2 separate regions of the Mus musculus genome follow, and region 1 is linked to region 2. The links are chromatin loops, found by intact Hi-C in ENCODE. Cell type or tissue: heart. All regions are shown on one strand. Each heading gives the region's core, and the rest is flanking DNA. Links, peaks and the distances in the headings are about the cores only.

Evidence for each region. Hi-C counts contacts between places; a loop is a spot of excess contacts. Peaks named below come from ENCODE experiments on the same cell type or tissue, not always from the same donor. Only the 100,000 strongest peaks of a DNase experiment are listed, where the experiment ranks them.
Region 1: it touches region 2 in a loop (7-fold over the local background); 31 of 42 quality-filtered maps call a loop at or near these places.

What each region holds. Positions count from the first base shown.
Region 1 is chr4:107,347,321-107,352,696 of GRCm38, forward strand. Yipf1 (Yip1 domain family, member 1) reads left to right here. Exons shown (of 10, transcript NM_145550.3): 9 at 3,094-3,218. The coding sequence ends at 3,183. Among named protein-coding and RNA genes, the nearest start is that of Ndc1, 18 kb to the right of the region's middle. In heart, for the core only: a CTCF peak has its summit at 2,137 (motif pointing left); no DNase peak of the experiment used is centred there.
Region 2 is chr4:107,247,913-107,253,288 of GRCm38, forward strand. Lrrc42 (leucine rich repeat containing 42) reads right to left here. Exons shown (of 8, transcript NM_029985.2): 1 at 5,363-5,376. Among named protein-coding and RNA genes, the nearest start is that of Lrrc42, 2.9 kb to the right of the region's middle. In heart, for the core only: a CTCF peak has its summit at 2,761 (motif pointing right); a DNase peak (open chromatin) is centred at 4,809; H3K4me3 peaks cover 1,577 bases; H3K27ac peaks cover 1,191 bases.

The DNA of each region.
Region 1 (5,376 bases), core at 113-5,112, 99 kb after region 2:
AGTCAGAGGCGTAAGCAGAAGTTCCAGGGCCACTCTGCTGCTCTCACAGGAGTGACCCAAGGTCACAGAGCTCATAAACAGACCAAGGCTCTTGTGTCAGACTGTGACTGTGTCCTTCACTCTCCCTGGACCTGGCCTGACCTGACCTGACCGTCTTCCATCGTATAATGGCTGAGAAGTTGGTGGAGAGGCAGAGGTAGGAGAGAGGCTCATTCCTTCCAGCTCTGAAAAGTCTCCTAATCGGGGCGTGCTGGCCTCTGCAGCAGAAGTGTGTGCTGGGAGAAAGGCTCTTCTTGAGGAGGAACTGCCGTGTTCTGAGCAGAGGAAGCCCTTGATGGCCAGATGTTAAGCCAAAGCCCTGTGTCTGAACTGTCTTCTCTCTGTTGGATATGGCTTCTCCTTTCTCTTCTGGAGGAGGGAGAATCAAAATAGAGGAAATGGGGGTCCTGTCCAGCTCGCACACCCACACTTTGGTTATAGAGGAAGCCGGGGGTCCCTCCAGCTCCCACACCCACACTTTGGTAATAGAGGAAGCTGGGGGTCCTGTCCAGCTCCCACATCCATGCTTTGGTTATAGAGGAAGCCGGGGTCCCTCCAGCTCCCACACCCAAGCTTTGGTTATTACTCTGGCCGCCTTTCTCTTTCCTAAGATAAAGGGACTGACCATGCACATCGTAGCACCGTCTGTCCTCTTGGAAGGTTTGGATAAGGTTTGCAGCATGAAAATTATGACAGGTTAGCTGTGTCAGGTGTCTCTCATCTGTCATCTCTGTTCTCAGGAGGCTGAGGCAAGAAGGTTTCCACAAGTTTATGGCCCACCTGGGTCTCATAGTGAGTTGCAGGCCCTTCAGAGGTATAAAAGCAACACCTTGACTTATGAGCAGGGGTTTACTGGGAGGACAGCTCAGCTGGTAAAGTGCTTTCAGAGGACTCTAGTTCGGTCTCCAGAACCCACATAAAAAGAGCTGAGCATGGTGCATGCTTGTAACTCCAGAATTGGGGAGATGGAGACAGGTGAGGCTCAGTGTTAGTCAGCCTAGCCTACGTGTGAGGAGGGGACCTGGTGTGATTATCAAGGAGGAGGTGGAGGAAGAAGAGGAGGAGAGTGTCAGAGGAATAAACTTGAGGTTATGCTCTGGCCTGCACACACATGTACATGTGTGCCTATATACCACACACAGGTGAACATACACAGACACACACATACGGAAAAACAGAGAAAGAAAACTGTTCATGTAATGTCAGAAGACATTATAATTATTGGAAAGCGGTGGGAGGAGTTGGCGAGGGAGCTGTTCGAGCTGAGGGGCACCAGCTGAAGCAGACAGCCTCGCCCGGCTTTCCCTGTCTCCCCTGGGAACCGCGGATTAGTGCTTCGGTTTCAGAGCAGTGATGTATGTGGCAGCCTCACATCTGCTGAGGTCCCTCGGTGACTGCACTGGAAAATGATCTCCAGGTCTTCACTGAACACACCTGGCAGGGACAGCGAAGGAAGCACAGAGCGTGGGTCCTTGGTGGGTTGTCGAGAGCCAGGCAAGCCCACGTTTGGATGATTACCACTGAGCTCAGGGAAAATGGCGCCTACTGGCCACAGTGCCTCAGGATGGGCTGAGCTGAGCACAGACCCTGTGCCACATCACTGGCTGTGCTAGAAGAAAAAGCCTTTTAGAGACTTTTTCCACCACCACCCCGCAATTTTGCAGACAAAACCGAGGAGGTAGAGAAGCCTGTCTAGAGGCACAGTGCTAGTAACTAGTGCAGACAGGGAACGCAGACCACTCAGCTCTGAGACTCATAGCTTCCTGAAGAGCATTTCCTCAAGTGGCCTGGAAGAGAGCCACTCCTTCACTGGTAGTCCCATTCAGTGTTCCTGAGGAGCAGACACGATGGCCTCGGTCTCACTCATGACCCCCAAGTAGAGGAATCGCCTTCCTTTGTGCCAGGAAACAGCTGCAAGAGAAACTTTTAAATTAGGTTTGCTCTGGGGCTGTGATAAGCTAGAGGGAGTTTCTGGGGGGTGGGGGTGGGGGGGCGGGTGGCAAAGAGAAGCTAAAGAGATCTGTTAAGTATGAAGGTTGGAACAGGCTGGGAAGCCCAAGTGTGTTGTGTTGGCACCCTCTTCTGGCTAATAAGGGCAGAGCTGCTGAAAATGGTTCTTAGCTTTTTACCTTTTCATCTTCCTGAGCCACCCATGCCAAGGGAATCCTGTGTATCTAGTGGCCCTTGGGATAGTAACAGCTTCACCCTCCCACACACCCTTTGAAGGGGGGGCTCAAGGCTAACAAGATTGGTGTTTTTCTGTGCTAACTTTAGTGTCCTCTGACCTTAAGGCAGGAGGGAAGATCTTCGTTGCCACCTCCCCTGTCCCATCACCTCCTCCTGGTTCCTGGCAGCTAAGAGTGACAAGCGGAAGCTCTTGTCACACACTTCATTCTCAAGCTCAAGTCCTGGGGACTGAGGTGTGCTTAGCACCTTATTTTCGAGGTCTCTGCAGAAAGTCAACTAACTGGTTTAGCAAGTCAGTCCATAAATATCTGGCTACTTGCTATCAGGCCAGACCGAGATGCTGGCAGAGCAGAGGTAGAGGCAGAGACAGTCCCTGTATCCCCTGTGTGACACAGTAATTGCTAGCGTGAGTCCTGGATCCACTGCTCATGCGCCACGCTCACTTACCCAGGGACAGTCTCTGTGAGCCTCAGTTTCTGCACCTGCCAGGAGAGATCATCGTACAACCCCTTAAGGTCTCTGAGAAGAGTCAGGCATGCAACATAGCATGGCCAGTGAGTGGAGCTAAGTTTTTTGTTGTTGTTGTTTTGTTTTTTCGAGACAGGGTTTCTCTGTGTAGCCCTGGCTGTCTTGGAACTCACTCTGTAGACCAGGCTGGCCTTGAACTCAGAAATTGGCCTGCTTCTGCCTCCTAAGTGCTGGGATTAAAGGCATGCGCCACCACGCCTGGCTGGAGCTAAGTTTTAAAAGGTTGAGTCAGGGAGATACACAGTGAGGTGGCTGCAGTCTGGTGTGATAACAAATATAATGGGGGGGGGGGGCCAGAGACTATTAACATGGCTCCCTCCTGTGTCTCCTTTCCTGCAGGCTTACTTCTTTGATGCTCCAGAGATGGACCACCTCCCAGCAGCTATAACCACTCCCAACCAGACAGTAACAGCGGCCAAATCCAGCTAATGGGGAAAGCAGGTGGTGGCATTTCATCTCTCAGGGTATGTCACAAATAGGAAGGTACATCAGTTCTGCATTACCATCAGGGACCAAAGGCTAGACCCTGAGCTTGTAGACCCTGGGGTAGCGGGGGTGGGGGGGGAGTCCCTGCTCTGGTGATCACACCCACCTTCTCTATCCCCACTACACTGTCCAGTAGCACAGAAGGATTTCTTCCATATCCTAATTGTCTCAGTGATTTTTCTGCATTCTGTGACGTCTCCGACTGATCTCTGAAACCAGTGTTGTCCTCTCTTGAAGGACCCCTGGATTTCTCTGAAGGCTTCTGGATTTCTGTGCTTCATGTGCTCAGGGCCTTTGAAGTTATTCCTCTGTGAATGGTTAGCTGAGCGGGTTAGAGTGTGCAAGAGAGAGATCCAGTTTCATAACTTATTCCTTGCCTCCTGTTCTATGTTCTTAGTACCTTTTTTTGGCTGACAAGTTCTCATATAGCCCAGGCTAGCCTCCAATTCACCGTGTACCTGAGGATGACCCTGAACTTGAACTCTTGTACTTAGTTCATCCTCCTGCCTCTGGTTCCGCAGATGCTAGTGTTACAGGTGGGTGTGTCTCATCATGTCCAGTGTGCCTTCCTTTTCCCCCTTTCCCTGTGGGCGAGGATTGAACCTGAACCCAGGGCCCGTACAAGCTAAGCAAGTGCTTTCTCATACACCCATGATGACTTTGGTGCGGAGGGACACTTACTGATTCCGTTACGGTTCCTTGTGCCAAGCATAGCTGGGTCTGCACCTGGATTTTAGTTTTATAGGACAGCACACATTGGTGAAGGGAAGCAAGGAAGGCCGAGAATGGACGCGCGGGGTTTTTTTGTCTGTTCTTGACTTGAGCATTTTGTTGAGCTTTTTCATGTTTAGTGACTTTTCTGTCCTGCACCACACTGCCTTATTTCAGTTGATGAAACAAGATGGAAGAGGTCCCAGTTTGTTTTTCACTCCCTACTGGAGAGCCAGAGATAAATGTGTTGTCAGTGTTGTTTACACACTTTCTGAAGGGAATTAAACCTTCAGTTGAGAGGAACATTTGAAAGATATCAAGAAGAAAAGATAAGGCTGTGAGTGGCACCTCCTAAGGCTATATAAAGTGCAGTTCTGTTGTCTAGAATGCTCTTCCCTTCCCACAGTCATCAGCTTCCTGGTGACCCTGACACTCTGTCTACTATGCTCTTGTGCTCAGAGCACTAACTGTCTGTATGTCCATCTGCCTCTTTGTTAATATGTTCAGTCATTTAGCCATCCATCTGTCCCCTGTGTATCAGTGTGACTCCCGGTTAGACAAGGGGTGGATTTCTTCATCCACCGCACAGCCTGGTATACAGTGAGCACTCAGTAAGTGTTTGTATGGGAACTACACTTGAGCCCGTTGTGGGACAAGAGCCTTCACTCTGCTCTGTGAAGATTGGCTGTCCTGTCTCCCAGGGCAGAGGGGATGTGTACTCACCAGCCTGTTGGGCAGATAGGAGGAGAATGAAAGCTTATTCCTACCTGGTACTTACAAGGTGCATTTGAGCCAAAGGTAACTTATCTATAAAATAAAGATAGCGCCCATCTGAGAAGATTGTAGTCACTTTTAGAGACAGCGGCAACTAGGCACTCAGGTAAAATGAAAGCCACTGTCTACTGACAATGGCTGCTCATTTATATTGAACTGTGGTAGTCTTCTTGACTCTGCTTTGATATTTTAGTTCCCTTTTGTAAAACGTGGGGATTTTCTTTCTTCCCTGAGGAATTCTAGTTGTAAGCCCTTCAAGTTAACAAGATATGATCATTAACGGTGCCTCCTGTGGCCGGGCGTGGTGGAGCACGCCTTTAATCCCAGCACTCGGGAGGCAGAGACAGGCGGATTTCTGAGTTCGAGGCCAGCCTGGTCTACAAAGTGAGTTCCAGGACAGCCAGGGCTACACAGAGAAACCCTGTCTCGAAAAAAATAAAATAAAATAAAATAAAATAAAATAAAATAAAAGGTGCCTTCTGTGACCTTGGGAACGTCTCCCTGGCTGACACTCTCCTTTCTTCTCAAGAATATGCAGTTTAAAGTCAGAAGACGGTCAGAGTAGGCTGGGTCTTCCTTCTTGTCTGCATGGAGCCACAGTCAAGAGAGTACAGTTCCCTGCTCTCAGCCACCCGAGTTTGGTGGCAAACA
Region 2 (5,376 bases), core at 63-5,062:
CTATGAGGCTGTTCTACTGTTTTTACCTGAAGTGCCTCTTTTGCATTTTTCTCACCTATTTAGTAATCTACTCATCTTTCAGAACTTTGAGCTCAAATTTCATTTGGAGAATTCACCCAGAATTTACAAAAAAATGCCAGCAACAATTCTTTTCAAAGTAGACTCACAGCAGCACAGCTTATGTTAGCAGAGCAACGAGGAGCATCAACTAAATGCCCAACACTGAGTCCTAGTAAACAAAGCATACACTATTTCATCAGACATTATGAACCCACTAGAATTCTGGAATTAAAAATGTTTACACACAGAAAACAGTAACTCCGCTAGCGGGTTTGGCACTTTCCACACATCTCTTTGTTGCACTTGGCTCACTGTCTTATTGATTGGCTTCTGGGTCTGTCTTAGCTGCTTTGCACACAGAGAGAAAGACCACATTTAATTCAGACTCCATAACAGGACTCTGGTACAGTGCAGTCCCTTGGGAGAATGTCATGGAACTAGTTTACAAGTTCCATAAGCCTTAGGTAAACCATGAGCAAAAGGATGTCTTGAATTTACAAATAAAGGCCTCCACAACAAAGGCTAAATAAAATCATTACAGTCTTCCAGTGTTCAGATTCTGTCCAAGCACTTTGAGGTAAGTTAAAAACCAAAAAGCAGTTATGTTTTTCTTTAATCCCACTGGTGACATTATGCATCAAGAATTATAATAAATACTATTTTCTTGAGTGAGATTTCAAATTACACAAGAAACTTCTATGTTAAATAAAGGCATCCGATTATCATTTCTACAATAAGAAAGGGGGAAATGTGGATTTTAATAACATGTCAGCCTATCAGTATTTCTCTCTCTCTTTTTTTTTGTTGTTGTTGGGTTGTTTGTTTATTTGTTTTGTTTTTGAGACAGGGTTTCTCTGTGTAGCCCTGGCTGTCCTGGAAATCACTCTGTAGACCAGGCAGGCCTCGAACTTCATCTGCCTCTGCCACCCAAGTGCTGGGATTAAAGGCGTGCCCCACCACACCTGGCTCCTAGCAGTATTTCTAAAACTCTGAAACTATCCCTCAAAGACTTTGGTTGACTTTTGGAGGTATATCAAGTCAGGTTCTACATCAATACCTACAATGTGGCCTGAAGCCACTTACAAGTGTCAGCAAACAATTAAGTTAGTGACAAAAATGCTGAGTCTCTGAAGATCAAGCAATGATCCTATTTGTGGGAATCACTACTGCTCATTTTTCTCCTGAGAATAATTATGTATATAAAGCACATCAGAAAGGAGGGACCAGCCTAGCCCTGGAGCCTCACCCTTTCCAGCTCATCTACTATGTTCTATTCTGTGGCCCTCCCAATGCTACATGGGTAAATTGCCACTCACTTGACCCACTGGAATTAGCTTAGTTTACTGCTTTTGGTTGTTCTGCCTGACCTAGCTATTTCCTGTTCATCATTAACATTCAGCTCAACCATCACTCAGCATTCTCCTGGGAAACTTCTCCAACCCCAGTACCAGTCCATGTCTGTCTGGTTTTCCCAAAGCACCCAGTGTTTCCTTTTAGACAACACTTAGCACTGTGTACTATGTTCAATTGTTACTGTACCCAAAGCTGTGAGTTTTTTTCTTTCTCAGGCCGAACATGGTGCTTAGTACTGAGTAAGCACTCAACAGATATATGCTGAACTGAATGAGACCTCAAAGGGGTAGATTTAGTGCTGCGTTGAAGGGCCTGCTGATATTGTTGCTAGGAGCCAGCTCCTCTTCCAGGCAACAGCTGCAGGCTCCTCCCCCACTTGTCAGCCCCTTCTGCAGGTGGTAGAAGCAGAGCAGATGATGGGGCTATATTGCTACTGGTACTATGTGGGGGGTGGGGGAGGGAGGACAAAACAACTAAAGTAAAAACCAGTTTTTTTTTTTTAAAGTCTTGTCATAGTGCCAGTTCTTACACTTCATATTCTTGCCAGCATTTAAGGGCTGCTGCTGAAAAGATGCCCTCCCCACTTGCTATAAAAGCTTCTTTCAGCAGGGCAAGCATTTAGCCCCTTCGACCTCACAGACCTTAATCCTAACCTGGAGAAAAAGAAAATGCTCTTTGATCTTTAAGACTAGAACCTCAAGCTGGGCAGTGGTGGTGCACGCCTTTAATCTCAGCACTTGGGAGGCAGAGGCAGGCGGATTTCTGAGTTCCAGGCCAGCCTGGTCTACAGAGTGAGTTCCCGGACAGCCAGGGCTACACAGAAAAACCCTGTCTCAAAAAACAAACAAACAAACAAACAAAAAACAAAACCAGACTAGAACGTCAGAGCCTACTCTACCTAGGTATCAGAAAGTAAATACTACGTATGGCATAAAAACAAATTATTTGCTAGACAAGAAATGATCAAGTGGGTAAATGAAGGAAAGAAAACATATCATTATCACCATTTTAGAGTGGCCAGAAATTTAGCATGTAGTCCAGGCTGGCTTCAAACTCAGAGAGATCCTTCTACCATGGCTTTCCACATACTGGGATTACAGTCATAAGCCACTACACCTAGCCTAACAATCTAACTGTAACAGCAGAAGGGCAAATCCTATGAAGATAATGTATCTTAATGGACCAACACACCATAATACTGATGAGGAGGACAGAAAGACGAAAACCCAGGTTTTACATATTTGCACTGCTCTTAATTCTCCTCTCTAACGTCCCACAAACTTTGGAGTAAAACGGAATGAATGGATGACAGTGTCTCATGAAAACTAGAAGTATGATTCCATCCAGCAGAGGGCACAAGTAGCGTGGGACCAGAGTCTGGATGCTAATCCCTTACTCTGCCCCTCCTGGCAACTTTACCCTTCAAAAACAGGGGCACAGTGAGGACTAAATCACATCTTCAGACTACTTATCAAACAGTATTCTCTTTTTAAATGATGTAAAAATTCAGTATTTACTGAAGAGTATATCTACATCATTTGTCCAGGCAATAATCCAAGGCTTTGCTTTCTTCAGTTATTTGAAGAACTACTCTTAATTTAGGGAATCATGCATGGTAACCTTTTTTTTTTTTTTAAAACATCCTGCATTCTTCCAATAAAGTACTTCCTGAAGTTTGTAATGTACTATAAAATGATCTAAGGATTAAATGAATGTCTGAACTTTCAACTTTAAGAACCATAAAGGGTAAAGCTTCTCTCCTGGATATTGCTTGCCCGTCACTATTATTCATGTTGGCCTCTACAAACTGGCCCCTTAAAAGACAAGAGCCTTTTCTTGCCTGGGGGTGTGAAGGTTGGAAGTGCTCTTTTAAACTGGAAAGTTAAGATAACATGTATCTGCAAGATAACAATGTTCAGTGTAGATCTCTTGCAGCTATGGGTCAGATTAACAGAGTGACTGGCTGACTGGCGGTGTTCTAGCCCACTACAGAGAAACAGCTCTGTGATCTACCTAAGCATTACAAAGCATTAAAAATGTACAGCAGTGCATTCACATTACATTAGTGAAGCTAAAGTTAGCACAAAGCATATCATTTCTTCAAATAAATGAAATATAACCTTGGTACATTAAAAATTCAGTTCTGTAAAACATCTTTAAATGAGAGAAGGATAAAATAATTGACAACCAAACATAAGTTTTAAAACCTTGAATCCAGCTTCCAAGCAAAAAGCATAAAATTATTCCAGACAAAGAGAGGAAAGAGGAGAGAGGCATCAGGGTAATAGTGCTAAAACTGTGAGCTGAGCCTATGGTTCAGGAAAAAAAATACCAAAACCAAAAATCAGAAAGAACACCTAACCTTAATAAATCAGTCTTCTAAGAATAAGTAGGCCAAAATAATGATCAACAATAATGATTCCAGATGTGACTGAAAGCTACCATTTTTTATATACCTACAAGCTAACAAGCACTGTAAGGTACAACATAAAATGATGTCATGCAATCACTGATCCTATGAGGTCAGTATTGCCACTTTATGGATGAAGAGCCTCAGAGAAATGAAGGAACTTAAGGCTCACAACTCCTAAGTGAGAGAGCCTGAATTCAATCACAGGTCTGTGTAATTCCAAAGCACAAGATCTTCCCACTTGTATCTCAAGAATAAAAATACAACATCAGCCTTAAAAATATTCTTAAAACACTCAAAATTAACATCACCGGCCATTTGATCTCTCTGGAACTCACAATGGCTCAAACTGGGAGTTAAGAGGGCAGGGACTATAGTAAAAAACAGTGGTCATCTGAGGAAGAGTGGGTGGAAACAGAACCAGGGCTCACTCAAGGATGAAGCGCTCCCCCTTCACTCTGCCAGGGCAGAAATCCGCCATATCCACACACCAGGAAAACATCTGTCAACCCACTACCTTCATCTCAAGACTGCAGACACCTTTGGCTCATTTGAAAATGTAGTGGTTTTTAAAGACTTTTTCTTAACATAGGAAGAAATCCGAAGAGAAAGTAGTTCCAAAGTATCTCTAACCAACTAACAATCCATCTTCATTGTTCTGTGTCACCGCCATTATTCAATTTCCCACTACTTCTTTTTTCCCTGTAACTTGCCACTTCCCTACCTGCCTTCTCCCCCAAACTGCAGAAACTCATGTCCTATCCGGGCCCATACTTTGTCCAAGAGCAAGCTAATCTCTCCCACATCTTGATAGTTTTACCCACTCTTTAGCTTTTCAAACAGAAAAAATTTCAGTCCCCCACCCCCCAAATTCTAACCTTCCCCATTCACTCCCAGATCTTCTACCCATCTTCCTCACATCCCAGACTCTCCCGTGCCCCTCAAAAGACTCAACCCCGCCTCCACCTGTCTTCTAGCGACCCGTCTCCAGCCCCCATCCTTCTCTCCCTCCTCACGAGTCTTCCTCTCACCATCGAGGTTCCTCTTAGCACCCTAGTCTCCCCATCTCTTTCCCGGTTTTGCGTCCTCAACCTTCAGATTCCCCTTTCTTCACGCCTCACTATCTCCAACTTCCCAATCCACGGCCTCAACTAGTTTCTTCCCTGCCCCCCCCCGCCCCACCCCTCCCCCTATTCCAACCCTAGCTCCTTCCCTTGGTGCACTCCTCAACCCCTTTTCTTTCCCCCTTTCCCGGCACTCCCACCCAAGCTTCTCCCCAAGTCCACCTAAGCTAAATCCGCTCCCTCTCCCGCCCAGAACCCTAAATTCTCACACACCCTCAGTCTAACCCGGGACGCCGCGGACCCCACCCTTAAGCCCACCTCAGGCACCCCTACCTCTTCATCCTCCCACCCCTCCCACCGCGAGCTCTACCTCGTCCCTAGGGCCTTTCCCCTCCCCCAGCCCCTCACACTCCGCCCCCGCACCCACGCGCTGCCTGAGGCTCGGCGAGCGGCCCGGCCCGCGGCCGCCACCTACCTGTGCCCCTGCCC